4 separate regions of the Mus musculus genome follow, and regions 2, 3 and 4 are each linked to region 1. The links are chromatin loops, found by intact Hi-C in ENCODE. Cell type or tissue: heart. All regions are shown on one strand. Region 1 has its middle 4.0 kb from the start of Ins2. Region 2 has its middle 10 kb from the start of Mrpl23. Region 3 has its middle 13 kb from the start of Krtap5-4. Region 4 overlaps Lsp1 (lymphocyte specific 1).

What was found. Peaks named below come from ENCODE experiments on the same cell type or tissue, not always from the same donor. Only the 100,000 strongest peaks of a DNase experiment are listed, where the experiment ranks them.
Region 2: it touches region 1 in a loop (6-fold over the local background); 22 of 42 quality-filtered maps call a loop at or near these places.
Region 3: a loop joins it to region 1, with 9 times the contacts of the local background. A loop is called at or near these places in 20 of 42 quality-filtered maps.
Region 4: it touches region 1 in a loop (5-fold over the local background); 10 of 42 quality-filtered maps call a loop at or near these places.

Annotation. Positions count from the first base shown.
Region 1 is chr7:142,674,446-142,676,945 of GRCm38, forward strand. No RefSeq gene overlaps it. Among named protein-coding and RNA genes, the nearest start is that of Ins2, 4.0 kb to the right of the region's middle. In heart, a CTCF peak has its summit at 1,439 (motif pointing left); no DNase peak of the experiment used is centred here; H3K27ac peaks cover 931 bases.
Region 2 is chr7:142,521,586-142,524,085 of GRCm38, forward strand. No RefSeq gene overlaps it. Among named protein-coding and RNA genes, the nearest start is that of Mrpl23, 10 kb to the right of the region's middle. In heart, a CTCF peak has its summit at 984; no DNase peak of the experiment used is centred here; H3K27ac peaks cover 2,500 bases.
Region 3 is chr7:142,315,666-142,318,165 of GRCm38, forward strand. No RefSeq gene overlaps it. Among named protein-coding and RNA genes, the nearest start is that of Krtap5-4, 13 kb to the left of the region's middle. In heart, CTCF peaks have their summits at 1,041 (motif pointing right) and 1,242; no DNase peak of the experiment used is centred here; H3K27ac peaks cover 2,078 bases.
Region 4 is chr7:142,480,095-142,482,594 of GRCm38, forward strand. All of the region lies in intron 1 of Lsp1 (lymphocyte specific 1), which reads left to right. Among named protein-coding and RNA genes, the nearest start is that of Tnnt3, 17 kb to the right of the region's middle. In heart, a CTCF peak has its summit at 1,267 (motif pointing right); DNase peaks (open chromatin) are centred at 767, 1,257, 1,777 and 2,317; H3K4me3 peaks cover 908 bases; H3K27ac peaks cover 2,500 bases.

The DNA.
Region 1 (2,500 bases):
GGAGGTCCTGGTGGAATGTGGCTCATCACTAGCAGCAGGATTCTAAAGGCTTCGCAGGACTGCAAGGGATGAGGCCTCATGGAAACATGAGAGTCTGTGGACCTCTAGGTTGGGCAGCTTTAAGACATACGTCTGTTGTTGGCAAATTGGTAAAGAATCCATCATTAGTCTACAGGTGAGAGCCATACATGGCCTTTGGGACTTGGCTGGCACAGCCAACCAGAGTCGGTGACCTTAGCCCAGAGGTCAGATAACTGGATCTACTCACTTTGAGCATATGGATGAAGCACTGAGTGGGTGATGCATCACCATGACAACTTTCAGTCTGAGGATCCCAGGCCTAGGCCCTTCTTGGAGAGAGAGGCATGCTGGCAATCCTAGGCCCAGCCTAGGCCCAGATTCAAGGGTCTGACGCAGGGGTCTGCAGATCAGGCACGGGATTCTGACTACCTGCAGCAGAAGGGTGTTATAGGTGAGGTGTTTGTACCAAGGTGGTGGTGGGAGACAGGATACCTGGGAGCCAGGCAGTGAGCCAGTGACTCCAAGGGGGCTGGCTCAAAGCCACTGGGTAACTTGGCGCCAGCACAGCACGGCTGGACCACACAGGGCCACCTCCACAGCTTCACTTTCGAAGGAATCCGCCTTGCTGTTCTGTGGCCCAGCCAGAAACAATAGTTGGAGGGGGGAAGAGAAAAGAGACACGGCATCCAGACTGTTCTTCAGCTCGACTACCCCTGGCCACACCACCCCCAACATTCTTTTCAAAAATGACCTTCCCTTCTCAGCGCTGAGCGGAAGGTAGACATGGGAAAGAGCTGACCTTGTCCCAGATGGACTCTGCGTGAAGCATCCTGCACCCTGGGGTCCCTGTAGCCCCTACTTCATGTGAAAACTAGAGTTTTGTCTTCCAGCCTGTGTGCCTAAGAACACTCCAAGCAAAGGAAGGGATTACTGGATCTTCTGGCTCCCAGTCTCTGTGTCCACTAGGGCTCTGGGAACCACAAAGGTCCCAGCTGGAAATAGACAGTCTGCTCCCCTGGCCTGTTTGCTTAGCCATCGTGTGAGGTGTTGCATGGATTACCTCCTACACTCTCCTCTAGGCAGCTGTAATTCTAGACAGGTAGAAGATGACTCTAACCTGAGACATTCTAGGAATGGTGCAGACACCTGGATATTTATTTGTTCCTCCTCCATGGGAATCTAGGAAACCTAAACCCCAAAGGTGCACATCCAGTCTTTCCTTCCCAAACCTCATACTCTCCACAATTTAGAGCAGTCAGCGTCTTGGGAAGCTTCTTTGTTCCTGTGACTGCAGAGGAGCAAAGGGAGACACTATGCAGCCTCTAGAAGGATCTACTATGATAAGCCAGCCCTTCAGACTTGTTGTAGTACTTCAAAAGCAAGGTTTTGGTGACCTCTGCTGGACGCTTCCATGACTAACCATTTCTGGCTATGGTATCTAGATTTCAAATGTCTACTCCAAAACAGTAGTTATCTGCACGGAGGGACACCCAATCTGAGTTTGTGGGAAGGCTCCTCAGGGGTCTCCATCATTCACATCTAGGCTAGAAAGCCACCAACTAGTGCTTGAGGCTGCCTAGTGACAACTTTTCTGGGTGGGTTGACTTAAGAGCTATCTGGTTCCTACTCCTTGGTTCAGAACCTTGCTGGGTATAAGGATCTCAAAGGGTAAAAAATGGACCTCAGCATCCCTGACCCTACCTCTCATATCACTCAGGGCCTGTTCAGCCTGAGAGAACATGAGTACAGTAAATATTTATTGATAATGTAAGAAAGCAAATAAGGTCCCTGGGGCTAGGCTGAGGTGTCAGCTCATTTGGACCCGGAGACAATGTAATCTAGGGGAGCCAACCTCTAGGCAGCTACATTGGAAGACCATATTAGGTGTTGGGTAATCTATACTGTGAGTAGCATAGCACTGAGCATAGCAGAAGAGTGGCTTCCCTGGCTCCAGGCCTCAATCTCCCCATGTGTAGTATTAGTATGAGTCTCTCCATCCCATATATATGGAGCTGAACTGCTTCATCAATCCAGGCAAGAGGTATATTGGCTATCCTTAGTAATACCCTGGCCTTCCAGATGGTAGGCAGAGGCAATGAGGTCCCCATAAGACACAGCTAAATCTCAAATACCAAAGCAACAACACAGCTAGCTGGGTAAACATGGTTATCACTGCAGACCCCATGGACAAGGGGAGCTCCTGTGCTGCAGGGCTGCGCTGAAGGGCCTCAGCAAGGTCAGCAGGAGTGCCTGAGCCAGGTCAAGGACTGACCTACATGGGGTGACCTAGGGCTTAAAGGAACATCTGAAGTCCTCTGCTGGGATGTCTGGGGTTAGCACCCAGGGTGATGCTGATCAAAGACTGAATCCGGTTTGACCTCTGCTCCCTGGGCACTGGTTCAGTTTGAGTGGCTTCTTCTTGTCCACTCTTGGAGGGATTGAGAGACAGCACATGTCCATCTCTAGTATTCTGCTTCCT
Region 2 (2,500 bases), 150 kb before region 1:
TATGAGATCAGCCTGGACTACGTGAGACTTTGTCTCAAAAAAACAGGCAAACAATAAAAATATTAAGGCAAAAGAGCACGAACGTCATCTTGTACTTCAAACAGACCAGATGTCCTCCTCAGCTTGAGAAAAGATAAAGGAATGTTTTGAAGAGGGATTTGCAGGCAAAGAAAAAAAAAAAAAAAAACCTCTGTTATCATTCTGAACAGCTGAAGCAAGGGTTCTGAACTGTCAGAAGTGAGCAAGATGGAGCAGTGAGGTCTCCTTAGGATTAGGGCAGAGCTGAGACCGGATGGCTTAAAGATGCTGTCCAGAAACAGCTGTGGTGGTCTGAGAATCCCGGCAACTAAGGAGGCTGAGGCAGGAGGATCATGGGGTCAGATTGGACTGCACAGTGAGACTTTATCTCTTTTCCTCCCCAAAGAAAAATACCCCCCTCCCCGGAAAAAATTGGAAATTTTTATTTCTTAAAAATTAAGTGATTATTATTTGTGCATGTGGTGTGTACATGTGAGCCTGTCACACTATGCATGGAGAGGCCAGGGAACACCTTTTGGGAATTGGTTTTCTTCTTCCATGAGATTTGGAAATCTTGGGTTGTTTGGTTTGCATGGCAAGCATTTTTGTCCACTGAGCCATCTTGTCAGCCTCCAAATTGAGAATGCTTCAAAAAGATGACAAGAGTGAATCCAACAAAGGGCACACAGGGCAGCTCTGGAGCAAATATAAAAATAAAGCCCCCATCGAAAGACATTCAAGGGACTTAGGGCTAGTTACTGGCCCTGTGTTCCAGTCTGTAGGTAAAGAGAAATTACCAAAGTGGTAGCCGCAGGGACTCTTTGGGATCCACACAGTGGGTAGAGACAGGCTTAGTTAGACCCATGGGGTGTGGGCTGGGGACTCAAAGCCTTGGAGCAAGGTGAATCCTGACAGAAAAGACAAAGGAAGGTGCCTGGGATGAGGAGCACCCTGACCAGACGCCAGGGGGTGCTCAGGTGTCAGGATGGGGAGCTTTCGGACTTGACTAACAGGATTCTTTGTTAATGCCTAGGGATGGGCTCAGAGGGAAGTGCAGGGGCCTGGCTGAAGCGTGGCAGGACAGAGAATCTTGCCAAAATAAGTTGTTTATCATTCACAGAAAACCCAAGATAGTGTAAGGGGAAAAAAAAGTGGCAAATGTACCAAATCCGAAGTCTGAGTGCGGTACCATTGGGGGGAGAGAGAGTCCAGAGCATTCCTGGTTTGATACCATTCTGAGCTAGCTAGCCTGGTCTACACAGTAAGACCCTGTCTCAGAAAACCAAAAGTTAGAGGCATAAAAAAAAAAAAAGAAGAATTTGAGCACCCACCCACCAAGGGCCAAAGATCAGATCAAGTGTGGTGTTCGTCATGAAGAACTCCATTCCGCTAAAGCGTCTGCACCCCAGCTCTCAGACACGAAGGCCAAGCCAGGAGGTACATACTGGATGCAGGAGGGCAGCATGCAAAAGAAGAGCAGCAAGGCACCTCCATACAAGTTAAAACTATTTTATATTTAAGGGATAGGTTGGGCTGCATGTGTGTCAGTGGTAAAGAGCTTGCTTCATATGCTCAAGGCCTGGGGTTGAGCCCCAGAAGCTAAAAGAAAAAAAAAAAAAAAAGAAAGAAAGAAAAAGAAAGAAAGAAAGAAAGAAAGAGAAGCCCAAACCTAAACTAAACTAAAAAACTTATCCTATGTGCTGAGACTTGCAGAACACGGTGGAATTCAGATGAAGGGTCCCTGGAGCCCGGCAGAGGAGGGGACGTGAGGGCCAAGGGGCCACACAGAGCCTAAGGGTGCATTCCTCACGTTCCTTGCCTTGCGCCAGCACTGGACAGGCGGGTGGAGGTTTTTCCTGCTTTAATTATGCCTTCTGTACATCTCAACAATTAAACAGTTCAATAGCTAACTTTCTATAGAGGGAAGGACATCATAAAAACTCTAATTTTTATGGAGGGAAGGACATCATAAAAATTCTAATTTTTATGGAGGGAAGGACATCGCAAAAACTCTAATTTCTATGGAGGGAAGGACATCGCAAAAAGCCTATCTTTACATTCACAAGCAAAACAGAACAAACACTGCAGTAACCAGGGAAAGCTATAAATAAGCCCTATCTTTGTCTGTCCAGCCAGCGAAGCCCCGAGCCCCCAGCTCAGGCAGGAACCACGCACGGATGCCTGCTTTTGCCATTACTGCTTTACCGGGGTCTGAAAACCCAAGACAATGCGAAAAGATGTTCAACGGAAATAAGATGTATAACTTCTGGAAAGGAGGAGACCAAAATACCACATTCTTGCGGCCCCCAGAGAGCCAGCGGAAGAGTTCTCAGGATGAATGAGAGGTTCAGGGAGCAGTCAGATGCAAAATGTGTATTGTAAATCAATATATTTTATTATTTTCCACCAGCAACCAGCCAGGAGATACAGAAAAGTGAAAAAAATTCCATTAAAAAAATATCATAAAAACAACAGCCGCAAT
Region 3 (2,500 bases), 360 kb before region 1:
GCTGCACTTGGCTTTTGACTGTCCCAAGTATGTCCAGGCCTGTGTGACCATCTACACCAGAAACCCACAGCATCACCAGGAAAGATGGGCTGCTGAGCTGCAGGAGTCTTTGAAAGCTCTTCTGGCCTCAGGGTCCGACTCTGGATGTAGAGAATAAGAAGACAAGACTTAGGAGCCATCTTCATCAGGACCTTAGCACAGCATTGTCCAGTGCTGATAAACCACTGGCTGATTTACAAGCTATCTGCCTGTAAGAGAAACAGGCTTCCACCGAAGATGGTTTCTGATTTCTGTCTCCATTGTCTACTGAGCAGGTGCCCGACACAGGCCATTTTTCTTGTGCGTTTCTGAGTTCAAATGTCTTATGTGCATGCAGAACCAATATGAGCGTGTATGTTTTCAAGACAGAGGCTCATGGAGACCATGCTGGCCTCACACTCACTATGTAGTTGAGAATGGTCTAGAACTCCTGGTCCTCCTGCCTCCACTCCCAGAGTGCTGGGACTGGAGGAGTGCATTGTCACACCTGTTTTTGCAGTGCTGGGGATAGAACTCAGGACTTCAGGAATGCTAGGCAGACACTCTACCAACTGAGTCACATCCCCAAATCTGTGACCAGCTTTATGGTGGACTGAACTTCAAGGCCTTATTTTTTTTAAGTTAGATTTATTTATTTTATGTGTGTGACTGTTTTGCTTGCATGTGTGTATGTGCACCCTGAGCATGGCTGGTGCCCAGGGTCTTCTCCCCCTGGAACTGAGGTTGCAGATGGTTGTGAACTAACTGCCTTGTAGGTGCTGGGAATTGAAGGTAGGTGCCCCTTATGTCCTCACAAGAGGGGCAGCAGCAGCTCTTAACCACTGAGCTGTCTCTCCAGCCTCAACATCAACACCTGATTGCAGCATTCAGCATGGGTGCCTATATTTGTCTCAGTGATGGAAACAAGGCCGAACAAAATGCCTTTTGCAAGAGCTTTGGGCTCCAAAAGGACCCAAAGTTTCAGGTTTGGAAACTTAAGACAGGTTGTCTGTAGTTGCATGAGATTACCACCAGGTGGCACTGTTGAATGAGAAAACGAACAAGTCATGGCTAGGATGGATAGAGCCCCTCACCCAAGCAGAGCGGTCACCACTCTGAACTGAGTCTCCATGTGAGGGACTCTGACTTGGACCTGCGTTGAGAGGCTCCATTGACAGAACAGTGGGTGACACCAGAATAGTGACAGACACCAGCACGCTGTTCTGGTGGCTCAGTTCTCTCTGAGACGTGAAGACAGTCTGTGGGCCTGTGACCAGTTCTTTCGTTTGTGAGCAGAACATGGCTGCCCATCTCAGGACTCCAACCCTACCACCACACCTTCGAGCTGAAGCAGTGTAGTCTGTGGCAGAAGGGGATGGGGTCCCTGTGTCCCAAAACAGACCTCTTCCATCTATTCAGTACAGCACACTTCTGCCTGGAGGTCCTAAACCTGGCCTCACTGAATGCCCATTGGATGACCCGGGCATCTGCAGGCTGAGCTTGATTGATGTGCAGCATACACACTTCAGATAAAACATGAAGGGGTCCTTTGAACCTTGGGGTGGGCCTGGCTCCCCACAGTCAGATATTGATGGCTGTGCTTAACTCCTGACTTTGTTTTTGCTCCAGGCTTGGAAGTCATATGACAGATGTTCCGGGGCCCTGCAGGGTTAGGGCTGGGGTTCACAGCCTTTGCTACATGCTAAAAAGCAGCTCTGGGCCTGAGGCCTTTTCTATGACGTACGAGCAAGCTTTCCTGTTGAATGTGGGAAGTCTGTGGCCTACCTTATCGCAGGTGTCTGCTCACCCTGGATGACATCATTCCTGCTCTATGCCAGGGGTCAGCAGCCTGGGGACACACACTACGGCCCAGTTAGGCTTCAGTCTGAAAGGGAAGGAGGAACTCACTCCTCTTTCTTCACAGAACATTGGGGGCTAGCATGCTTCTTACTCAATGTGAGTGCACTCAGACCGGGACAGAGGATGTGGGTAGGAGCTCCAGTAAGCAGAAGGTGTCTCCTGTCATTGGGGCTCCCCAAGGCCAGGCCTACCTGGCCTTCACGACAAGAGGCAGGGAAGACCTGGCACTTAGCCTCTGTTGTTGGAGGAAGATCACTCAGGCTAGGGAGGCCCCTCAGAGAAACAGCAGGGAAAGATAACTTCTGCGTAAGCTAATAAGATACAAGGATTCAATATCTGTGCCCAAGACAGATGTCCCAGATAAAGTGCAGCAGCTGCCTGTAAAAGGACTGGTCCTCAAAGGCAGGAGGAACATGCTTGAATATGAAAACTCAGAACTTTCTCGAAGGTTTCCTGAGTCCCTCCCATTCAGACACAAAGCTCAAACTATTGCCACTGTTGGGGACAGCCAGCTCTGTTGTAGGTCTAGCCCACACATTGGGTGAGGGCCATATGAGCCACATGCACACACATCTCCTGCCTGTAGGGGTTGGGGTGGGGCAGGAAGAGAGCATGGCCGTGT
Region 4 (2,500 bases), 190 kb before region 1:
ACCTAGTATTGTCTATCTCCAGGGGCACTCACATCCCGTGCTGCAGATCCAGGCTTCATTCAGTGTCTCTCCCAGCCCAGACCCAGGTCTTGCTGCACATGTCATGGACACTGGACCATTCTGAAGGCCACTTCCCTGTCCCCCATGCCCAGCTTAGAACAGAGTTGGCTTCTCTTTCTCCCACTTACTTCTGGCCTACATCTCACTCCTCCATCCTTCCATGTCTGATCCTGAACAGAACCAGGGCTTCCCACATGTGGGATCTACTCATGCCTGGAAGGGCCACCCTGCTGGCCCATGGAGTCCCTCCGAGGTCTACATACTTCTTGAACAGTTGACTTCATGTCACTCTCCTTCTCTTTGGCCTAAAGGTCCCATTCATCCTTCATAATTGTGATCAAGATCGTGCCCCACCCCTTCAAACAACTTCCTGCAGTGCTTTTCTGGGCAGTGGAGACAGGGTCTTGCCCAATTCAATACACTGACCCTGACAATAAGAAAAGAGTGATCCCACCATGTCCATGCTGTGCTAGAAAGATGATGGAGAGCACACTGAACCAGAACCAGATGGGGGCCAGGTTCCTTTCTCCTCATCTGAGCCTCAGGGAGGGAACTTGTACTCTCCTGCCTGCCTTACATAACCACTCTCCTACTAACCAGGCTCTGCACCCTGAGCTCACCCCACATACCCACCTCCACGCCTCTTTCCGGAGTTGGGTGGCAATTAAGCATTTGTACACCCGAACCCCTCTGTAGATTGTCCACAGGGAGTGGGACCCCCTATATCCAACAATCAATGGGTCCTGCAGCTAACAGCTACAGGGACTGGTGCTTAGAAGTGTGAGACATGGGTGGGGACCTACAGCAACCACTCAAGACTTACCCTGAACCCCCCTTCAGAGGTCTGCCCCTATCTCTGGGAGCCTGTACCAGGAGGTTTTTTTTCCTTGCTCTGCCCCTTCTCCCAAAGGCTCTACCACTTGCACATCAAGTGCACCCCTGATGAGCAGGGCTGTGACCTTGGGAAAGATACTCCCCAGAGGGTAAGAGACCCTGGTGGTCCCAGAGAGTCAATTCAACTACTCCTGGTGGCTGCCTCCAGGCTCCTCACTACTTCCAGTCCCCTGCTACTCAGGAGATGGTGATAGGAGGGGTCCCTGGAGGAGGCCTGAAGGATCCCAGTCCCCAGTCCTCTCTACTGTTTCCCTGGGGAGTGTAGAAACAGTACTGACCTTTGGGTTCAAATTAGCTGGAGGGGGCAGTCACATGGGCAGCCTGCAGGGGGCAGAATTGCAACAGGGACTGAAGCCTGCCGACCTGGAATTATTCTTGGGAGAACAAAGAGGGTGGGTAACTGGGAAAACTGGACCCAGGATGGGCGCTCCTGGCTCTCAGCAGGATCTAGGGAGCGCGGGAGGGGGGTGGGAGGAGAAGGGGTGCGGAGGGTGAAGAGGGACAAGACATTGAGCAGGGGTGCAGAAGGCAGGGGTAACTGCCTTGAGTTAAAGAGCTCCACTCAGAGCGGGAGCTGGTGGGGGTCTATACACCCTGGAGCACCTGGGTGGGGCCCCAGCCCCAGGCCCAGCTCCAACCCCAGCCCCAGCCTGTGGTAAGCCCTGTGACTGCGTGGGCAGGATGTGGGGGGACAGGGCCCCATTCCTCAGCCCCCAGGCTGAGCCCTGGGCCCCCCGAGCCAGAACAGACTCAGGAAATGGTCTGATTGCGTTTGTACGGGAACGCCAAATCCCTTGCAGCTGCGCGGGGCCAGGGCCACGGGCGGGGCGGCCATCGCCAGCGTCTTGACAGCTCCGAAGAACGTGCCAAGGGGTCTGGGCCGCTGGCGGGGGGCGCCTTTCCCAGGCCAGAGGCCCCCACCCCACCCCACCCCAGGAGAGCCACCCCCTTCCAGTTCCCAGAACGGAGCCCAGCTGTGGAATAGTGACGGGGTGAGGTCATGGGGAGGGGGCGCATTACTCATTGCTTGAGGCAGGCGGGAGGGAAAAGGCAGGGGAAAGGGGCCCCAGGCCTCCTCAGCCTCAGAGCAGGGTCAGGAGCTGGGACAAGCTTCTTCCCAGCAAGAAACAGGAGGGGTGATGCTAGTAGACCCCTACCCTGTACCCCCACTGTGTCCCCAAGACTTTGTCCAGGAAGGGCTAAATTGGGGTAACTTTGGAGGGGTGTGGGTCCCACAAAGGATGTTCTCAGAAAATACACTTTGGCCTCCTGCCAGTCCCAGGCTCAGGCCGGCACCACGTTGTCGGGGTGATGGTTAGCAAAACAGTAAATAGTGAGGCAGGGGCAGCCCCCTGAGGGAGCTTGGAAGGGGATGGGACCTGCTGTTTGTGATCCCCTGTTCCCAACCCTTGCCTGCACAGGTTTGAGAGTGACCCTGTGTACTCACGTGTGAGCACGTGTGTATGAGGGCCTGTGTGTGAGTGCCTACGTGGCCACACCAGATGTGTGTGTATCCTGTACCCAGGTCAGGAGAGAGATCTGTGTT